Regions from separate parts of the Homo sapiens genome. Here region 1 is linked to region 2. The links are chromatin loops, found by intact Hi-C in ENCODE. Cell type or tissue: body of pancreas. All regions are shown on one strand. Each heading gives the region's core, and the rest is flanking DNA. Links, peaks and the distances in the headings are about the cores only. Region 1 has its middle 8.0 kb from the start of AFG2B. Region 2 holds the start of TRH-GTG1-9 (tRNA-His (anticodon GTG) 1-9).

Evidence for each region. Peaks named below come from ENCODE experiments on the same cell type or tissue, not always from the same donor. Only the 100,000 strongest peaks of a DNase experiment are listed, where the experiment ranks them.
Region 1: a loop joins it to region 2, with 6 times the contacts of the local background. A loop is called at or near these places in 73 of 110 quality-filtered maps.

Annotation. Positions count from the first base shown.
Region 1 is chr15:45,388,024-45,400,669 of GRCh38, forward strand. It overlaps a transcript of GATM not described here. Among named protein-coding and RNA genes, the nearest start is that of AFG2B, 8.0 kb to the right of the region's middle. RefSeq lists an enhancer at 3,868-4,137. In body of pancreas, for the core only: a CTCF peak has its summit at 5,973 (motif pointing left); a DNase peak (open chromatin) is centred at 6,098; H3K27ac peaks cover 2,500 bases.
Region 2 is chr15:45,200,969-45,210,916 of GRCh38, forward strand. TRH-GTG1-9 (tRNA-His (anticodon GTG) 1-9) reads left to right here and starts at 183; the gene lies at 183-254. It also overlaps a transcript of SHF not described here. RefSeq lists enhancers at 1-7, 1-384 and silencers at 258-317, 338-387. In body of pancreas, for the core only: a CTCF peak has its summit at 4,353 (motif pointing right); a DNase peak (open chromatin) is centred at 4,353.

The DNA.
Region 1 (12,646 bases), core at 4,707-7,206, 190 kb after region 2:
AAAAATTAAAGACAGAATCTTGCTATGTTGCCCAGGCTGGTCTTGAACTCCTGGGCTCAAGTGCTCCTCCTGCCTCAGTCAGCCCCCCAGAGTGCTGAGATTACAGGCGTGAGGTACTATACCAGACTGATTAAGTGTGGATATCTTAAGTAGGTATTCTGCACAAGTCAGCCTTCTAAACTTGTGGAAGTCTGTCTGTACTTTAATATGTTAAAATAATTTTCATGAGTTTGTGGGAAATTTTGTTTTCTATCTGTTTTTGGATTTACAGAAAAGTTACAAAGATAGTACAGAGTTCCTGTACACCCATCGCCCTGTTTTGGTTTACCCTGTTATTGTCTTCCACAGCTAAGATACATTTGCTAAAACTAAGCTACCAACACTGTAAATCATTATTAACTAAACTCCAGACTTTACTTGGATCTTACCAGTTTTTCCACTAACATTCTTTTTCTGTTCCAATATCCAATCCAGGATACCACACTATATTTCGTTGTAATGTCTTCTGTGATTGCCTCTGCTCTCTGACAGTATCTTAGTCTTTCTTTGGTTTTTCAGGACTTCGTCAGTTTTGAGGAAAACTAATCAGATATTTTGTAGTCTATGCTTTGAACTGGGTTTATGTATTTCTCATGATTGGACTGGCATTATGGAGTTCTGGAAAGAATACTACCGAGATGATGTGCCCTTTTCATCGTATCGTATCAGGTAGTATGTAATATTCTCATATCACTGATGGTATTAACCCTGTCATTTGCTTAAGGTAGTGTCTGCCGGGTTTTTCCTCTGTAAAGTTGGTTGGTGTTTTTTCCTTTTCATACTTTATTCTTTGGAATTGAGTCTCCGAGACCAACTCCCCTGGAAAGGAAGAGGGGTTTACATACATATATTGCTTGGAATTCTTCTGCAAGGAAGATTTATCTCTTTTCCTCTCCTTATGGAAAATTTAGTTTGATAAGTAATAATTTTCTTAGTTGGAGGAAGTTAAAGTTATAATTGTGCAAGACAGTAACGTTTGGCAGATATAAAATAGTTGGAATATGAGTTTAAAAGATAAAGCCCTCCTTAGGGGATATCATCATGGCCAACACATTTCATATCAATAAACTTTCCAGACAACTGAAGCTTTTTCCTTTAACACTAAAAGTTTTTAAATATATAAACTTCTCCCATTTGTATGGCTGCCTTTCTAAGATGAATTAAATACTTTTCATCTTCTTGAACAGAATATCCTGAACACAATTTAACCTTTTTACAAAAATTGGTCATTATACTGAAATTCACAGCAGTGATGACGGTTGAACTTGATGACCTCTAAGGTTTCTTCCAATCCAAGTTTCTATGGTTTGATAACTATCCAACAAAATTAATGAAGCTATGCTCCCAAATAATCAAAGACTTCTTGTTTTTGCAGGGTTTTTTGTTTTGTTTTGTTTTTTAGACAAAGTCTTGCTCTGTTGCCCAGGCTGAAGTGCAGTGGCACAATCTGGGCTCACTGCAAGCTCCACCTCCCAGGCTGAAGTGATCCTCCCACCTCAGTCACCTGAATAGCTGGGACAGCAGGTGCATGCCACCATGCCCAGGTAATTTGTGTATTTTTTGCAGAGATGGGTTTTTGCCATGTTGCTCAGGCTGACTTCTTGTTTTTAACTTAAGGTTTGTATCTTGGAGTAGTGGTACAGAAAGTCTCAGCCTCACTTCTAGACTAGAAAGAAGCAATAGGTATTCTTACAAAGGCATCCAGGGATGCACATAGGAATCACTTGGGGAGCTTGTTAAAAGGCAAATTCTGATTCAGGCCTAAGATTTTGCATTTCTTTTTTTCTTTTTTCTTTTTCTTTTTCTTTTTTTTTGGAGACAGAGTCTCACACTGTTGCCCAGGATGGAGTGCAGTGGCGTGATCTCAGCTCACTGCAACCTCCACCTCCCAGGTTCAAGCAATTCTTGTGCCCCTGCCTCCCGAATAGCTGGGACTACAGGCACACACCCATCTAATTTTTGCGTTTTTAGTGGAGACAGGGCTTTGCCATGTTGGTCAGGCTGGTCTCAAACTCCCGGGCTCAAGCGATCCGCCTGCCACAGCCTCCCAAAGTGCTGGGATTACAGGCATGAGCCACTGTGCCCAGCCAAGATTCTGCATTTCTAACAACCTCCCACGTGATACCCATGCTGCCAGTCCATAGGTCACATGCTGAGCAAGGACTTAGGGAATCCCACACACCAAATATTGTGGTCTGGCTGTTGACAGGGCTGGTGAGTTCCTAAGGCAGTTGGAGCTTTTCTCTCATGCTGCAAAATATTTTAGACATGGATTGTTTTTTAAGTACAGTTGAATATTACAAAAAGAAGGAGCTAGGTGACAAAAATTAAAAACACATTCCTCTAATAGAAACCAAAGAAAGGAATGAAAATTATTTTCCTTAAATGACCTTTGATGCTATGGTTCCTTTGATTCAGTGAAAGGAGGTATCCAGATCACATCAAAATGACAATAAGCTAGTATTATCATCAGTTGTGTGGAGAGAAGGTCTACTTCTAGAACTTGAGGCTTCTTACCCCAAAATTGCACTTGAGGATTTTAGGACAGCATCAATGCACATTTTATAACATTGTTTCTGCTACTATTTTCTCATAAGCAGAAGTCTGTCCTTTAGGATTTAAGCCATAGTAGCCAACCCCTTAGCCCTTTCAAATTAAGCTGATAAGATACACAGAATCTACTTATTTAAATATAAAATGAAGTATATGATTCCTGAGTGAAATACAGTGCCTTTATTAGGGCAACTAATAAAGGTCTTTCAACTATGAGAAGTCTTTCACATCACTGTATGGATGACCACACAGCCTGTCTGAGACAGTTCCAGTCAGAAGTGCAGTGCTCAGGGAAGTGCACCATGAATGCAGATGTGGAGATCAGAATTGACCTGGAGATCACTGCTTGACCATTAACTACTTGGATAACCTTGAGCAAGTCACTTAATCTCTCCACGCCTACTTGTACAAACTAGTTAACCTCAAGGTTCTGTTGAAGTCCTAGTTTCTCACCATTCTATTCTAATACCTTAGAAAGGTATTTTGTATACGTTTCAAAACAACGTTGGCTGGGAGCAGTGGCTCATGCCTGTAATCCCAGCACTTTGGGAGGCCAAGGCAGGTGGATCATCTGAGGTCAGAAGTTTGAGACCAGCCTGGCCAACACGGTGAAACCCCATCTCTACTAAAAATACAAAAAAAAAAAAAAAGCTGGGCATGGTGGCACATGTCTATAATCCCAGCTACTCTAGAGGCTGAGGCAGGAGAATTACTTGAACCCGGGAGGCGGAGGTTGCATTGAGCCAAGATCGTGCCACTGCACTCCAACCTGGGTGACGGAGCGAGACTGTATCTCAAAAAACAACAACAACAAAAACAATGCTCATCTCTTTTTATAATGCCATGAAGAGAGCTGATTTTGCCAACTTTGTGCCTAACCGTTGAGCAAGTAGTAGCTTGAATGTTATCTTACACCAAGTAATCAGCAGAGGAAAAATAGCTGAGATTTTGACTTCATTTCTTGAATAGATTTGTTTGTGTGTATAAGCTAGCCAGTGGTTTAGTTAACACTGTGCAGAATTATTGCCCCAGACAATTACTAAAGATCAAAGTTTGTAGCATGAATTATACCACTTGGTAAGATTCTGCATTTCTCATAACTGAGTAACAAATTTATATTAGAGTTGGTGTTAGGCAAAAGTGATTCTGGCTTCATTGATTGAATTGTAGAAGGCAAAGAGAAAAACTGCCAATTGCTGCCTAAAAAATTTTCAAGTTCTTCTGCTAAAGAAAAAAAAACACAAAAAATAAAAGGATACAAAAGATTTTAGGTTGGCAGATGTGTACCTCAGACAGTGGCAGGCCCTATGGCAGAGTAAAACACAGTATACCATCATAATAAAGAGTGTGGGCTCTGGAACCAAACTACCCAGCTTTAAAGCCTGACCCTACAATTTAAGCTGTATGACCTTGTGTAAGTGACTTAACCCTTCTGTACCTCAGCTTTCTCAAATATAATAAGGATAATAATAGCATGTAACTCATAGAGTTATGATTAAATGAATTAATACATGTAAAGCACTTAAAATAACCACTCACATGTTAGCTACTGTTGTTATTAGGAACTGAAATGGGCAGAAGGGGAACTAGTCAGGACAGGAAGGCAAACTTGGTGACAGAAAGGAAGAAAAAGATGCTGAGAGCAAGCTTAGAAATGAGGAAGAAGGTACTTTCCGTATCTGGTTCCTACAGTGCGCATTCTCTCTACGTGACTACAACACTCTTGTGGAAAACTTTCTGCATGTGTATGCACGTGCGTGTGCGTGCATGTGTGTGTGTAATGTTTCAAAATGATTTCATACATATCATCTCATTTGATTACCAGCAGTCTACAGAGATAAAGTCTCTATGTAACCTAGCAAATTACTTCTGGCTGTCACAGAACGTGGGGTAGGTAAACACAGGATGAATCCTGAGAGCACCAAAGCACAGCATAGAAGAGCACCCACAACAAGCCATTCATTCCTAGATAGATTCTGAGAAGTAGGATGCTGGGTTTTTTTATGTATCACCAGGGATGTAATGTGGGGCCACATCTTTGTTTCCCAAGATGATCTCACCATAAATTTCCCAAAAGCATTGTATTTGATCATCTTCATATCTTCACATTCACCAAATGTACTTCATGTTCCTTTGCAGTAAGCATATTTTGTATGCCTGCCTAGCCTTTATTATGTATCAGATCCACTTCAAAGTAGCCACTCTGTTGAGCCCTGGAAGATACTTGTATTGCTGTTTTCTTCTTTTTCAAATACAATTTGAAAATTTAAAATACAATTAGGGGATCAGTAGAAAACAGCTATATGGTGATGACATAGAACAATCTCTAGCCAAGTAATGGGAAATATGTCTCAGAGAGGTCACTGGCTTATTACTATTAATTAAAATAATAATTAACACTGACCACTTAATATGTGCCTGGCAGTAGCCAAGTGCATTACATGAATTTAGTTATCATGATATTGTGGTATTCCCAGCATATAGCAAATGGTAGGAGCTCAAGAAATATTTGTTGGATAAATGAACCTATGAGGTAGGTATTAGTTTTATTTCCATTTTACAAATGATTAAAATCAGGTGTAAAATTTTAAAGCCTTGTCTAAGGTCACATAACTATTAATTGGTGGGTGTGGTTTGCAAAGCCAGATTTGGTTATAGCGTAGCATAGTGTAGTGGTTCAGAGTGGAAACTTTGGAGCCAGCCAAGCCACTTAGTTTTGAATCCTAGGTCTGCCACTTACTAGCTGTGTGAACTTGGGAAAGCTACTTAACATTTTGCGCCTCAGTTCTCTCAACTATAAATTAAAAAAAAAAAATAGTTCCAACCTCCCAAGGTTATTGGGAGGATTAAATGAGATCATACTGTAAACACTTACAACTGTACCTGGTACTCTATCTGTGTAGCTATTACTGTTTATTGGAGCCTTACATTACATGCCAATAGAGCTTTTACCCTTCAAAAGAAATTTCTATAAATTATCTCATAACATCCTGATAGATGATAATAATTACAATGAACATCATACAGGTTGAGTATCCCTTATCTGAAGTGCTTGGGACCAGAAGTGTTTTGGACTTTGGATTTTTTTGAATTTTGGAATATTTGCATTATACTTAACTGATTCAATATCTGGATTCAGAAATCCAAAATCTGAAATGCTGTAATGAGCATTTCCTTTGAGCATCATGTCAGCACTCAAAAAGTTTTTGATGCTGAGCATTTTGCATTTTGGATTTCTGGATTAGGAATGCTCAACCTGTAGTATGTCACTTAATCTCACAATAATCTATTTCAAAGATTTTAAGAATCAGGCTCAGAAAGGTTAAATGAATTGCTCAAGACCATACAGCAAGCCAGTAGCAATGCTAGCCCCTGCTGGAAGAAGGTAGAATGAAAGATCAAAGATGACTAACACATAGCATCAACTCTTACAATCAGGAGGGAGTAGAGCAGAGGTCCCCAACCCTTGGGCCACAGACCGCTGCCAGTCCACAGCCTGTTAGGAACCAAGCCACACAGCAGGAGGCGAGCAGGACTGAGCGAGCATTACCACCTGAGCTCCACCTCCTGTCAGATCAGCAGCATTAGATCATCATAGGAGTGTGAATCTTACTATATACTGTGAACTGGCATGCAGAGGATCTAGGTTGTGCGTTCCTTATGAGAATTTAATGCCTATCTGATGATCTGAGGTGGAACAGTTTCATCCTGAAATCATCCTCCTGCCACACCCCATCTGTGCAAAAATTGTCTTCCACAAAATCGGTCTCTGGTGCCAAAAAGGTTGGGGACTGCTGAAGTAGAGGAAAGACAGACAGGAAAACAACTAACTCAAGGCAGAATTAAGCCAAGTGCTAAAAAGGTGGGAAGGTTACATGTTGAGGAAAACCAGAGGAAGAATTGTTGAATTCTATCTGGGCGTAGTGTGTTTGCCAAAACTTCATTCCAAAGGCACCAGGCGGGTCAGGCACTATTTCATGGTTCTGAAACATACTGAGTTCACTCAAAGTCAGAAAAGTTTGCAGGTCTATAAAGAAGTGGGACAAAGAAAATTCTGAAAAATGCCTAGGCATTCATGGCTACTCTCACATATTTTAGGGTGTGGGAGGGAAACAGTGACCTTCATTTCAATGGACAAATGAAACATTCAGTACCAAGGATGGGGTGAATAATGTAATTATTCTAAACAAAGTTCCCTATCTGCTCAGTTTGAGAGGATTCAGAACACGTATCTTCATCCTTTTGTCTTCAGTTTTGCTATTTTGGAACCCAGCGGGTCATTTCTTTTGGAGTCAGCCCTCCCATTCCAAGGCTAAAAGGTCATGAGATCTCTCTCTCCCCTGTCTCTCAGGGCTTGCATTGTTTTGGCAAGATCTTGTCCATCAGTGAGAAATAATGGTGCAGCAAACAGATATTTCTGTCTCCTCTGTCTGATTTTAGTGTCTTAGAAAGAAGAAATCAAGACTTCATCCCATTTTTTGGATGGGGTGTAGCAAAGCACTAGAGGAAACTTTGATGAAATGGATACCTGAGAATTAATATGAATAAGCCATTTGCAGACAATCTCTATCCTATCTGTAGGCTGGCCTTGTTTCTGGCTCAGTCCCCAAGACCAGGTCATATTTAATATTAGGTCAACTACTAGACAAGTCTGAGTGTTCTAAAGATCTAAGAGTTATTATAGCAGGCTAAAATTCTCAACTCTAATATACCTTAGGTATAAAACCCAAACCAATTTTTTTTAGATTTTTCAAGCTCATTCTCCTAGATTCAAATAAAAACTAAGTGGATTTCTAGTATTTGAGGAAACAGACAGATTTAACTATTAAACACCTAGCATTTTGCTCAACGCTGGGATGGGGAACAAAAATTATAAAAGATTAGAAAAAAGAGGTACAAATTCCCAAATCACTTAAAGATCTCACTGGAAAAATAATACAAAGTCACTTTAAACAATTGTCTAGCAATGCAAACAGAATGCAACTAGATGCATAAATGTATGGACAGTGCTACAGGACCTCAGATTAAGACAAGAACAATTTGAACTAAAGATGTGAAATACATCTTCCTGGAGGGAAGTTAAATTTGCATTAAGGATTTATAAATGAATGTCCTGGAGTAAAGCATTTACTTGGAGGAGAGAATACCATTAACTCTGCCCTGTCCACCATTGTACTATAGTGCTCTGGATGTCATTCCCTCCCATTTACCGCACATTTCCTGGTACAGAATGAATAAAAAAAAAATGGCATTCAAGCTTTCCACGACTAAGTCCCATTTTACCAATCCAGCCTTGCTGCTACTCATTCATTCATTCAACATATCTTGATTTTACACTTAAATCCTTTAGGTACTGTGGTAAGTACAGAGCACCTGGAGAAGAGCAAGACTCATTTTCTGTCCTTAAAGGGTTTAGAAAGACAAGGATACCACAACTAAAACATAATACGATAACTGCTCTAAGAGGTACGCACAGGGTATCAAGGAAACTCAGAGCAGGAATACTTATCTTGGAGGAGGGAAAGCGATCGAGGAAAGTTGATAAACTTGCCTTGAAGTTGCTATGAATAAACCATTTCTGGACAGTATCTTCCTTGTTCCTGGAGCCTGGTCTTCTCTCTGGCTCAGTCCCCAAGATCTGATCTTACACAATACTGGGTCAATGCTTAGACAAGTTTGAAAGCTCTATAATTCATTTAGATAAACTAAATTGTCAGATTTAATATAACTCAGATATAGTCCTCAAACCAGTCAAAGTATAAGAGATTTTTCTTGGCTGGTTTAATATAGTTACAATTTAGGGAGAGATTGGAGGGATGGTGTTTAATTAGGACATTTTCGCAATGATCCAATAAAAGTAACAAAAATTCCTATTGATGGTAGAAATAGAAAAGAGTAGATGAATGTTTAGATAAGCTGGCAGCACACAGTTTCCAAAGGTATGGTATAGTCAGTCTTAAGATACAGTATTTGGGCTGGGCACAGTGGCTCACACCTGTAATCCCAATACTTTGGGAAGCTGAGGTGGGCGGGTCATGAGGTCAGGAGATCGAGACCATCCTGGCCAACATGGAGAAACCCCGTTCCTACTAAAAATACAAAAATTAGCCGGGCGTGGCAGCATTGTGCCTGTAATCCCAGCTACTCGGGAGGCTGAGGCAGGAGAATCACTTGAACCCAGGAGGCAGAGGTTGTAGTGAGCTGAGATCACGCCACTGCACTCCAGCCTGGGCAACAGGGTGAGACTCCGTCTCAAAAAAAAAAAAAAAAAAAAAAAGCCATAAGTATGGTAAAGATAATACTGACCTTCTGTTAATTTCTTAAACACAAAAAGCATATTCCAATCTCAGGGCATTGGCACAGGCTTTTCCCTCTTCCCTTTCCTCTTCCAATTCTTCTGCTTGGTTTCTACTTATCCTTCACGTCTCAGCTGGAATGTCACTTCCTCAGAGACCTTCTCTCCTTTCCTGTTGTGAAGTAAGAAATATATATATGGTCTCTGCCTCTAGTCTCTGGCCTAGAGCTCCCAACACCCTTGTAATTTCCTGAGTTACAGGGGTGCTAGGAGAATCTTTGGTTCTAATGTTTGGTCTTCACTCTCGTTCCTGACATGGAGCTCTTAAATCCCGTGGACTTTCCTGAGTGATAGGAGCAGTCTTTTGTTCTACCAAGGCAATTCTTGCCCGGCTCCTAGATGAGGGCTGGTCACCGGAAAGCCCAACCATGATCATAAACTTGGAGCTTTCAGCCCCTACCTCCATTCTCCAGAGAGGGACGGAGGCTGGAAATTGAGTTAATAATTGATCATGCCTACGTGATGAAGGCCCCATAAAAATCCCTTAACTATGGGGTTCAGAGAGCTTCCAGGTTGGCAAACACACATCCATGTGCCTGGAATGTGGTACATACCAACTCCATGGGGACAGAAGCTCCTGTACTCAGGACCCTTCCAGATCTCACCCTTTGTATCCCCTGGCTGTTCATCTGTATCCTTATTACATCCTTTATTAATAAGCCAGTAAATGTAAGTAATGTGTTTTCCTGAGTTCCATGAGCCATCCTAGTAAATTAATAGAACCTAAGAAGGGGGTCATGGGAAGCCCAATTTACAGACCGTCCCTGGTCAGAAGCACAAGTCACAATCTGGAACTTGTGATTGGCATCTGAAGGTGGGGGGCAGTCTTGAGGGACTGGGCCCTGAACCTGTGGAGTCTGATGCTATCTCCAGGTAGATAGTCTCAGCATTGAATTGAATTAGAGGACACCCAGGTGGTATCTGTGGGAGAATTTGCTTGATATGTGGGGAACTCCCCAACCAACACCTGGTGTCAGAAGTGCTGTGTTGAGTGGCTGAGTGGTGTATGAGAGTAGGAAAAACAATTTGTTTTGTTTTTCCTATCCTTAATACCTGTTTAAAGTAGCCCTTTTCCGTTTATTTCTTTCAAAGCAATTTTCATCACCTTTAATTATCAGATTTATTCACTTGTTTACTTCTTCAATGTTTGACTTCCCAGTAGACTATAAGCTTCATGAAGGCAAGGATTACAGTGTTTTTATTGTTGTTGTTTGCCACCAAATACTCAGCCTCTGGTATAGTAACTAGCAAGAAGTAGATGTTCAATAAATATTTGTTTTAATAAATATATAATTATTATGTTTGTTGAAAAGTGTGAACCAACATCATAGGGAAAAATTACCTTAACATTAACTTCTAAAAAATGATGAATCAAGCAATTTCCTGAAAATGTGCAAGAACAGACTTTCAGAATGATGTTCTATGAACTGTAGTCTGCAGGTCATTTGAAATCCAGCAAATATTTTCATCCTCCTTCTTCTGATTCTATAACTTATTCTATATCTAGAATTACTCTAAAGACTAATTCTAACCTGGATACAAGATAAAAAGTAAAGATGGAAGATTCTAAAGAACAATTTTAACAATGTCCCATTTAGGGGGATTTTCATTACATACTTTATGAACACAGGTTCGGCATATTAGCTATCCGTGGAAATAAGTCACTTACTACATCTACATGAGCATGTTGAGATGAAAGTGTTTGCAAATCATGCTTTTTCAAGGGTGGCTAAACAAATCTCTATTCATCTATTACAACTCATAGTCATTGCTAATGTTCAAATATATTAGGGTTGAACATAACACAAAAATGGAAATGCTGGAAAGATTAACATTATTTAATCTACAGATGACTCATGCTACTGGTTTAACCATTTTCTTTAGATTTTTTTCATATACAGGAATATATTTTTATATACATATATAATATGCTGAAGGGACAAAAATATTGCATGATCATTATCCTAAAGAAACAGATTCCAATTATTTCTTTTGAATTATAGACTTACAGTTAATTAAGAATTTTTATAGTTAATTAAAAATTAGACAGATTGTAACCTTGAATGTAACAAAGGACATAAAGAGAAACCATTTGTCACATGTACCTTTTCGGGAAAATCTCACAAAAGATTTTGTTTGGCAAAGCTATTTGAAACAATTTAAAGCTAGAAATGTTTCTAGGCTATAGCAAGATGAATTCCATCGGTTTGGATTTTGACCTACCACTAAATTTTGGATTTAGGAACAGTCTCATTTTTATACTTAACACAAAAATTAAATTTTAACTTAGAAACTGAGTTTTACACAGCTTGAGGCTTGTGAAAAATTATGTGAAAATAAGTCAGTTACTGCTAGGGTCTCAGTGTTTGTGTCCTCCACAAAATTCATTTGTTGAAATTTTAACCCTTGAGATGATGGTAGTAGGAGTCAGGGCCTTTTGGGAGGTGATTAGGTCACGAGAGTGGAGCCCTCATGAATGGGATTAGTGTGCTTATAAAAGAAACATGAGGGAGCTAGCTAGTCCCTTCCACCATGTGCAGGTACAATGAGCTGTCTCTAGACAGGGGGCCCTTACCAGTCATGGAATCTGCCAGTGCCTTGTCTTTGACTTCCCAGCCTCCAGAACTGTAAAAAATAAATTGCTGTCATTTATAAGCTACCTCGTTCGTAGTATTTTGTTACAGCAGCCTGAACAGACTAAGCCAGATAATATATAGAGACAACAGATGGCTTCATACACCTAGGTGTGAATCCTGGGAAAATTGAGTGGAAACCACAGTTGAGAACACCAACGTCCTAACAATCCTGTAGCCTTCAGGCTTAGTTGGTTCTGGACTCCCTCTAGTGGTTCAATTCTAGTGCTTTAATTGATGTTCTTCAATTCATAGAATTAACAAATTTCTGGTCAGATTAAAAACAACTAAGCAAAAGAGCCACACAACTCCCATTAGAATGGTTTACCACAAGGAGGCCAGGTGCAGTGGCTCATGCCTGTAATCTCAGCACTTTGGGAGGCTGAGGCAGGTGGATCACTTGAGGCCTGGAGTTCGAGACCAGCCTGGCCAACAGGGTAAAACCCTATCTCTACTAAAAATCCAAAAGTTAGCCAGGCGTGGTGGTAGGCACCTGTAATCCCAGCTACTTGGGAGCCTGAGGCAGGAGAATTGCTTGAACTTGGGAAACAGATGTTGCAGTGAGCTGAGATCCTGCCATTGCACTCAAGACTGGGTGACAGAGCAAGACTGTCTAAAAAATAAATAAAATTTTAAAAATAAAAAGAATGGTTTATCACAAGGAGATTATGTCATTGAATGGCATGATAAATATGGATGTTCAGATGGCTGAAATCATAGTGTTGCAAATGGTTAGACCTAAAGGGACAGAATGGATTTTACTGGATGATTGGGAAAGACATTTATAGTTTTGCTCAGAGTGAGTGGATAAGAGCTGAAGGCCCAGTAACAGAATTCCTTGTTGCTTTTGTTTGCAACCTATGGTAAAGACTGGATCTTTTAGAGAAAGAGTGAAGTGAAATAATATTTCCTGTGCATATGGATTCTATAAGGTCAGAGGGTTCTTGTTTGACCTTGTATAAAATCAACCTCTTAGACCAACCAAAAGCAACATGTAGTTTCCTTCTCATCATATTCCTAATAGCATAGTTTGTGCCTCTGTTTTAAACCAATTCAGAAAATTTTG
Region 2 (9,948 bases), core at 3,326-5,825:
CGTACAGCCAAGAGGAGACTTCGGGCTAGGGAGTCCACAGCGCTCCCGGCTGCTCTTGCGGGTGAACGTGGGTGCGGGAGGAACCTGGTAGATAATGGACGCTTAGGAAAGCTGGAATGGCCGCCATCTAGACGAGAAGGGCAACACTGGGTCAGCTGCTCGTCGTGGCGTCCCGGTAGCTCGCCGTGATCGTATAGTGGTTAGTACTCTGCGTTGTGGCCGCAGCAACCTCGGTTCGAATCCGAGTCACGGCATTGTGGAAACAATGGTACGGCAAGGGCCTCTTTTTAGACTTAGAAAGCCACACATTCTTCTGGGAAGCTAACTCTAAAAGCTGTTACCTGGCCAGGGCTGAAATTATAACGGACAATGAAGTGTGCACAAAAAGTTCGGTGCACACTCTGGGGCTTTCCTTTCTCATCTGCTAGTGAATCAGTCACCCCCACCTTCCCCAATATGTGATTATTTTATTTTTGTGTAGTTTCTGTGTGGTACTCTTTATTTTACCCTTGTGAATGACCGAATCATATATTGGATCCTCTAAAAACCTTCACACTAGCTAAAACATCAATACTTTGGGACAAAGGGGTGATAGGAACAATGTGCAAACATTAATTAAGGGTTAGAAGAATGCAGATTAGACCATACGCTGAACCGTTTTGCTTCAGATCCCGTGACAAGTGAAATATATGACTGCACTAGAGGTGCTGGTTCCAGTAGCCACTATGAGGGGTGCTAATGAGAGGTTTGTGGCCTTCATCTCCACAGTCTCCTAGGTGAGAGGGGGTTTTCTCCTGGAGGGTTTTCCCCTAATCTACCTCAAGTTTAAGCACATTTTGTTTGCTTGTTTTATGTGGACCTAAAAAACCCAAACTCAACAAATTCAAGTCTGTCATTTGGCATTAGGCAAAATGGAAGTGAGTTTTGGATTTGACTTTCAGGCAGCTGGTGGTGGCTATGTCACTCTCAAGGAGGGAATGAGAGGGCACTGAGGAATGAGCCTCTCCAGCTCCTCTCAGGTGTCCTGAGGGTGGCAAGGCAAGCCCGAGATCATTCCTGGGAGAGACAGACATTGCAATGGGGTTGCGCCCCCTCTACCCACAATCAATCAGTAAAGAATGAACAGCACTTAAAAGCTAGGCACTGGCTTCATGCCTGTAATCCCAGCACTCTGGGAGGCCGAGGTGGGCGGATCTCTTGAGCTCAGGAGCTCCAGACCAGCCTGGGCAACATGGCGAAACCCTGTCTGTACCCAAAATACAAAAATTAGGGCATGGTGGCGTGTGCCTGTAGTCCCGGCTACCTGGGAGGCTAAGGTGGAAGGATTGCTTGAACCCGAGAGGCAGAGGTTGCAGTGAGCTGAGATCACACCACTGCATTCCAGCCTGGGCGACAGAGCAAGACCCTGTCTCAAAAAAAAAAAAAAAAAAAAAAAAAAAAAAGCAAGGCACTGCGTGGGGGCTGTAATCTCCCCAGGTCTCCAGTCTCCCAGTTCTCTACATTTGGCGAGTTTAAACCACACAACAGGACAGCTCACACCTCGAGAGTGTTCTGCGCAAAATAGAATGGGGAAAGGTGAGCCTGAGAACTTGCCAAGCTTTGGATGACTGATTCAAACGTTATATGTCTAGAAAATCAACATCGCCAACAACAAAAAAAGAACTGGCCAACAGGAATGTGGTGACTTATATTCCTCCAACCCCTCACCAAATAACTGCTGTGACGGATTTCAATCTGTGGGCTGGAATAAGGTGTCAGGGTGGGATGCCAGGAAAGGCTCTGGCTTTTCCCCTGAAGACCAGCCCCCACTGCCCTGCTGCAGGTGCTTCAGTAGGCAATGAGCTGCTCCCACACCCTGAGGAGAAAGTTAGGAGTAGCCACTCTCTAAGAGTACTACAAGGAAAAAGTGTCAACCAAGAGGCTGGGCATGGTGGTTCATGCCTGTAATCCCAGCATTTTGGGAGGCTGAGGTGGGAGGATTGCTTGAGCTCCGGGGTTTGAGACCAGCCTAGACAACATGGTGAGAAGCTCTCTCTATAAAAAATACAAAAATTAGCCAGGTGTGGCGGTGTGTACCTGTAGTCCCAGCTATTCAGGAGGCTGAAGTGGGAGAATTGCTTGAGCCTGGGAGGGGGAGATTGCAGTGAGCCGTGATCATGCCACTGAACTCCAGCCTGGGCAACAGAACAAGACCCTGTCTCAAAAAAAAAAAAAAGCGTCAACCAATAAAACAAAAATCACAAACATTCACCATCTGAGATAACCCACTAGCCATCCATGTCTGAGGTCAGGAATGCTAAAGAAAGCTGAACTGAAAGTGTTGTATTGTGACCTAGTTGCAGGAAGAGTGACACGAGGGGAGGGCTGCCTTTTTGGCAGCTACACGGTAGTCCATGAGATGGGCGCATCCAGCTCTCAACATTTCATAACATCCTCTTCTGAGGTCACTCAGTCAATTTTCCTTACAAAACAGACTTTGATAATGATTTGCCCATTAGACTTCCCTACAGGAAAAAGCATGCTTTGAACAAGCTTATTGGCACTGTTCTCCTAACTGTGGGTGTTTTGGTTTAGACTCATAAGAGTCTGGTTAGCATAATTCATTTCCCTTGTGCCTACTTATCTCTAGGTACACTGACAAAATGGAATGTCAGGGCTGGCAAAGCCCTGCTCCTGGAGACCCTGGCCTGGAATGACCTCATCAAGACCCCGCTGCCCTGGGACACCCTCTCTGAGCAATCAGTCAGCACCCCCTTCCTGTTGGTCCCTTGCTTTTAAAATTGTTTTATGATTTCTGATTCTGGGAATGTAATATTTCCTCCTATCACTTCCAGCTTGAGGTTGGAACTCTTCTCTAGGTCTCAGTGCCAGGAAAGAGGTAGGGTGCTTATACTTAAGAGCACCCTGTTCACACATTCCAGCTCCAGTTGTTCCCATCTTGGTTGGATTTGTTAATTTCTGCAGGTTTCCAACCTCTAAGTCACTTTGAATTTTTTTCCCTTCCATCTGATAGACCCTGAGGTACAGTAGTTGATAGTACTAGACTAGTCCTAACTCTAATTAAGGGGTAGCATAAGTTGGGGATGGTGGCTCACGCCTGTAATCCCAGCACTTTGGGAGACTAAGGTGGGAGGATTGCTTGAGCCCAGGAGTTCAAGACCAGACTAGACAGTATAATGAGACCTCGTCTCTGTTGGGGGAGCTAGCATAGCTTAGTAATGAAGCCTCTGACACCTGAAAGTAGGCTGTTTAAGATTTGAATCTCAACTCATCCATTTACTAACTAGGTGACCCTGGGGAAGCAACATGTCTCCATGCCTCAGTTTTCTCACCTGTAAAATGATTGTAGAATGACTTCTCATCTGTAAAAGGATTGTTATGAAGATTAAATGAATGAATATTTGTAAAGCAATAGTGCCTGGCACTTACAAAGCCCTACTGAAGTTTTACTTAAATAATATAGTAGATGGGAATATAACATAATGAAATCAACTCCTTAAAAATGAACACCCTGGAACATAAACATCCAAATGAGTATTGTGTTTCAAATCAGGCATTCCACTTTCTCCAAACAGCTGCCCAAAATATTTTTGGAATTCTTATTTGGAGATTATTTTCAGGGCTAATTTATAAGCCATATGAGTACATCCACCTCAATATTTATAATCACATTCTATTTTGAAATAACTTTTGACTGCTTTTAAAGCTACCTTCAAAGAGAAAAATGTCACCACTGAGTCTTTTAAGGCACAAAAATTTCAATGACAATGCCAGAAATGTTTTATAAATAACATTCCAGCAAAAGAAAAACAATTTTTTTTTTTTGGTAGGAGTGTGTAGACTTCAAAGGGCAAACCTTGAAAGGGACAACAGTAATTTATAAGCTTCAGATTGTCTGCTTAAACCATCAACCCCACAGCTTCCTGGTTATACTCCCTGGTTATACCTCGTATATCTGGGAGCTGCCAACCCCCACAGGGGCGCAGTGTTGAGCAGCTGCCACTGGACCAGCAGGCTCTGGTCCTGGAAGGCTTGTCCAAAATTCAGAATCTTGATCCACAACTCAGAATTACCCAGTGAAAATCTTCGGTTTTCCACAAGGTCCTCTCCAAGTGATTCATCTGCACAGGAAAGTTTGAGAAGTGCTGCTCTAGCCTAAAGCTCTAATGGAATCCTTCATTGTTCATCTTGTGAGTACTTGGGTTACTAGAAGGGACCTGCCTGAATCTACTGAGCCTCATCAATGGGGATGTCATTGAGGTTTTCACAGTGAGGAGATGGTGATCTGGGAGGGAGTCATCAAAGGGCCCATGTTTAGGGCCGTCTAGGGAGGAGGCAGCACATCTGGATTTCCACTAGAAGGCGCTGTGCCCCAGGAAGTAGTAGTGAAAAGCTGAGGCTGGAAAAGACTCATTTAATTTGCAACATACCACTTCTGACTTAACTGAGCCTGTTCCACAGGGATTCTCTGGGTAATGAGGACTCAGATTTCATCCATCTACTTATCTATCCATTCATCCATCCATCCATCCATCCATCCATCCATCCATCCATCCACTCATTCATTCATTCATTCATTCTTCATTCTTCCCATAAACTAGCATCTCTTAGTTCTTAAGTCATTGGGGGCTGCAAAGCTGTATAAGATACTTCTTGCCTAGAGTAGTTTATTTTTGAGCTGAGTTTGTCAACTGAGATTTGCCCCTCATCCAAAGTCAAGTGACCAGCATAGACTGTTCAATATGCTGTAGTCGGTCTCTTGTTTCTAGGTACTTCTCTCCATATCCACAAAAAGAAACTGTAGGGAAAGATGGTGCAGGACTTTATTCCTGGCATGAGACCTGAAACTAATTCCTGAGTCAGGAAGAATGCAGGAGCTGCCTTGCAGAAGCAAAGGTCTAAATCAGTGGTTTCCAAACTTTTTAGAACTGATAAACTAGGACAAACTTTTCACCACTGAATGAAAAAATGAGGTCAATGTGGTAAGCTTTTAAAATGCTAAATGCATTTAATCCAAAGGACTGTCCTCTAGGCTGAGACAATGACCTTTTTATTTTTGAGGTATTAAAGTGACTTTTATAAAACTATGGAGAAAGTAGGTGATAGGTGTTTTTTTGTTTGTTTTTGTTTTTGTTTGTTTGTTTTTTAGACGGAGTCTTGCTCTTGGCTCACTGCAACCTCTGCCTCCCAGGTTCAAGCGATTCTCCTGCCTCAGCCTCCTGAGTAGCTGGGATTACAGGCATGTGCCGCCACACCCAGCTCATTTTTGTATTTTTAGTAGGGACGGGGTTTCACCTTGTTGGCCAGGTTAGTCTTGAACTCCTGACCTCAGGTAATCCACCTGCCTCGGCCTCCCAAAGTGTTGAGATTACAGGCATGAGCCACTGTACCCAGCCAGTGATAGGTTTTAAAAAACATCTTTTCTTGGAAACGTTTTAAATTGGCAATGTTGGTCTCCAAAATTAGTTTTGAGTTACTGGTCAGAAAAATCTGCAAATACAAAGCTCACTACAGAGTTCAGAGAGCCAAAGCATCAGGCTGAGCAGAAATGGTCCTGGGTGAGTAGGGGGTCTGAGGAGGCATGCTCAGAGGGAGATGTGTTCCTGTTCTGTTGGGCAATGGTCCATGCTGACACCTATCCTCCTGCCCAATAACCAGTAGTGCCTAGTATGATCTGTGCTAGGCCTTGGAGATATGAATTAAATAAGACCCATTCTTACTCTGAGATCATTTTAGTTCGGGGTTAATCAGATGAGTGAAGAACTAATTAGAACTATGCCAGACATATATACAAAGTGTGTTGGAGCTTAGATCGTTGATTCTACCAGGATACAACATTTGATCTGAGTTCCAAGGCATGCATAGTACTTTTCCTGGAAAAGAAAGGGAAAGGATATTCTACTTGGGAGGCTGAGGCAGGAGAATCACTTAAGGCTGAGAGGCGGAGGTTGTAGTGAGCCGAGATTGCTCCACTGCACTCCAGCCTGGGTGAGAGAATGAGACTCTGTCTCAAAAAAGATAAAAAGGAAAGGGTATTCTAGGCAAAGAGAAAGGCATAAGTAAAAGCAAGGAAGTATGATGCACAGATAGCATAGGAAAAGACAAGTTGTAGCTACAACATTAGATATGGAGGGGAGGGAGGCCGGGGAGGGCGGATCACTTGAGGCCAGGAGTTCGAGACTAGCCTGGCCAACATGGTGAAACCCCATCTCTACTAAAAATACAAAAATTAGATGGGTGCAATGGCACATGCCTGTAATTCCCCCTAAAACAAACAAACAAAGAAACAACAAAGATATGGAGGAGAGAGTGGAGGGTGAGAGGCTGGAGCCAAATTTTGATGAATCTCTTACTTGAGTCAGGCCTTTTTCCTGGAGGCTGGTGTTTCTTCACATTTTGTGGTAACATTGCTTTGGGGATCCATTGACAGCCACAGCCTTGTTCTCCAAAGTAATACACCTATGATAAAATATCAGGAATTCACAAATTTCCTGAAGGCTGTCCATAGGCTTTGTGTCAGGCATTGAGGGGAGAGGGGCATTTAAGTTCCCATTTTTAAGCAGAAGAGAGACATAGTCATATCTGTGTTTTAGAAAGGTTAGGTGTAAATGGATAATTATATCCTGATAAAAGTCTTCATTCAGGAGAGACAGAAGAGAATTTCTGCTCCCTGGACTAGTAGTTGATGTTGGAGCTCGGGGACTAATACTCATCTAGGGATGAACGAGGGACTCTTCCCTCAAATCACACCTATAGATGTTTTCTCTTTAGCATGGAGGTAGAGGGGATGAACATGTTGGATAAAAAAAAATGGATATGAGGCTTGAGTGTGTCATCCAGAAGATCACCAAGATGGCTAGATGGTAGAAAGGAGAGCTATATTGGTGATATCAGTTTGCAGCTGGGAAGAGAAAGTCTCCAACGTGGACCAATGGTGCTCTTTCTTCTTCTTCTTCTTTTTTTTTTTTTTTTTTTTTGAGACAGTATTTCATTCTGTCACCCAGGCTGGAGTGCAGTGGTGTGATCATAGCTCACTGCAGCCTTGAATTCCTGGTCTCAAGCCATCCTCCCATCACAGCCTCCCAAGTAGCTGGGACCACATGCACACACCACCACACTCAACTAATTTTTGTATTTTTTGTAGAGACAGGGTTTCACCATGTTGCCCAGTCTGGTCTTGAACTCCTGTGCTCAAGTGATCCACCCACCTCGGCCTCCCAGTGGGCTGGGATTACAGGTGTGAGCCACCTCACCTGGCCTGCTCTTTCTTCAAGGAGGGGAAGGACACGTTGGGTTTTATGCTTCACAGAGCTTGTGTCATACACATTCAGCAGATTTGGGGAAAAGCTATACATATTTATGAGGGAACTCTATGTATGGGCAATGGGTAAACATGTATGTAACATACATGCCACGTTCACTTTGGGGTAGGATTTTGGCATTGAAATGAGGTGGAATTGGCTCCACATCAAAAGATGAACTATAGGACACCAAGGCAATTTGTGCACAGCCTCTATAAGCTGTCTGAAACTGGCTTAAGGTCTGCAATAGCTTCTGAGAAAAGAATATTTGTAAGGCTGGTCCTCTGTCTAATCAGACTTGGGGTCTGGGTTGTAAATCAGAGCTCATAGCTCCTATTATTAGAGACCTTAGCCATAGGAATTTAGCAATTTGCTATGCCAGCCGGCACCTTGGACCCATAGGTAAGTTACTTTCCTTAAGCTTTGAGTCTGTCTTACTTGATAATGGTGCATCCATTTTGGTCTCTCAGATCAAAAGAGGAAGATCTAATATCAAGTGTATAATGTTTTCTAGAGTCAGGGTAGCCAAAACAGCATGAAAAGAGACGTATCCATGTTATACTGATATTGTTAGCATTGAGCATTTGACATGATGGTACAATGTGCAAATTTCAAATGTAATTTTAAGTTAAAAGGGAAAGATACATACAAAAATTGCAACAATCTGACTTGAATTTCTTTTATTTCCAAACTTTCTTCTAAATTTCAGTCATACTGGCCACGGTGTTTCATGCCTGTAATCCCAGCTGAGGCGGGTGGATCATAAGGTCAGGAGATCGAGACCATCCTGGCTAATGTGGTGAAACCCCATCTCTACTAAAAATACAAAAAAATTAGCCAGGCGTGGTGGCGGGCGCCTGTAGTCCCAGCTACTCGGGAGGCTGAGGCAGTAGAATGGTGTGAACCCGGGAGGCGGAGCTTGCAGTGAGCCGAGATCGTGCCACTGCACTCCAGCCTGGGTGACAGAGTGAGACTCTGTCTCAAAAAAAAAACCAAAAAACAAACAAACAAACCCCAAAAATTAGCCAGGTGTGGTGGTGCGCACCTGTAATCCCAGCTACTCGGGAAGCTGAGGCAGGAGAATCACTTGAACCCAGGGGGTGGAGGTTGCAGTGAGCCGAGATTGCACCATTGCACTCCAGCCTGGGCTACAGAGCGAGACTCCATATCAAAAATAAAAAAATTTCAAAAAGTCAAACTATTTCTGTGTCATGACTACTCTGGTTCACTGGCCTCGTCCTGAGTCTAGATAAAATATTTTTAACCATATAATCAAAGCTGCAAATAACTTCTTTTTCTTCAATTCTCTTTGGCCAAATGCTTCAAGAAAACTCAGGTGATTCACAAGTTCATATGTTCACAAATTCTCTGATACTCCTCCCTTCAAGAAGTAGAGCTTAGCCAGGCTTGATGGCACAAGCCTATAGTCCAGCCACTTGGAAGGCTGAAGTGGGAGGATCACCTGAGCCCAGGAGTTTGAAGCTACAGTGCACTATGATTGTGGCTATGAATAGCCACTGCACTCCAGCCTGGACAACATAGCTAGACCCCATCTCTAAAAAAATTTTTTTAAAAAGAAGTAGAGGCCGTGCACGGTGGCTCACACCTGTAATCCCAGCACTTTGGGAGGCCGAGGCAGTCGGGTCACCAGAGGTCAGGAGTTCAAGACAAGCCTGGCCACCATGGTGAAACTCTGTCTCCACTAAAAATACAAAAATTAGCTGGGCTTGGTGGTGAGCACCTGTAATCCTAGCTACTCCAGAGGCTGAGGCAGGAGAATTGCTTGAACCCAGGAGGCAGAGGTTGCAGTGAGCTGAGATCACGCCATTGCTTTCCAGCCTGGGCGATAAGAGCGAGACTCCAGTCTCAAAGTAAAATAAAAAAGAAGTAGAGCTTAATTTCTCTTCCTGAAGTGAAGGTGGGCTGAATGAATTATTCTTTGAATGAATAGAATAATTTGGAAGTTATGGTGTGTCACATCTGACAGGTCTGATAGGACATTATAAATGGCATTGTAGCTTCTTCTTTGTTCTCTCTTGGATCACTAGCTCTGAAGGAAGCCAGCTGCAAGGTCACGAGGAGACTCAAGTGACCTCACGGGGTTGAGATCCATGTGGTGAGAAACTGAGCCCTCCTGCCAATGGTCATCAAGGAAATGAGATATTTGGCCAATAGTTATGTGAGCAAGCCATCTTTGAAGCAGATTGTCTGGCCTCAAATCAAACCTTCAGGTGACTGTGGCCTTAGCCAACATCTTGACAACGACCTCATGGGAGACCCTGAACAAGAATCACTCAGCTAAGTCACTTCCAAATTCCTGAGTTAAATTGTGAGATAATCATGGCCAGGTGTGGTGGCTCATGCCTGTAATCCCAGCACTTTGGGAGGCCCAGGTGGGCGGATCACTTGAGATCAGGAGTTCGAGACCAGCTTGACCAACATGGCGAAACCCCGTCTCTACTAAAAATACAAAAAAAATTAGCCAGGTGTCATGGCGTATGCCTGTAATCCCAGCTACTTAGGAGGCTGAGGCAGGAGAATCGCTTGAACCAAGAAGTGGAGGTTGTGGTGAGCCGAGATCACACCACTGCACTCCAGCTTGGGTAACAGAGCAAGACTCCGTTTTGGAAAAAAAAAAAAAAAGGAA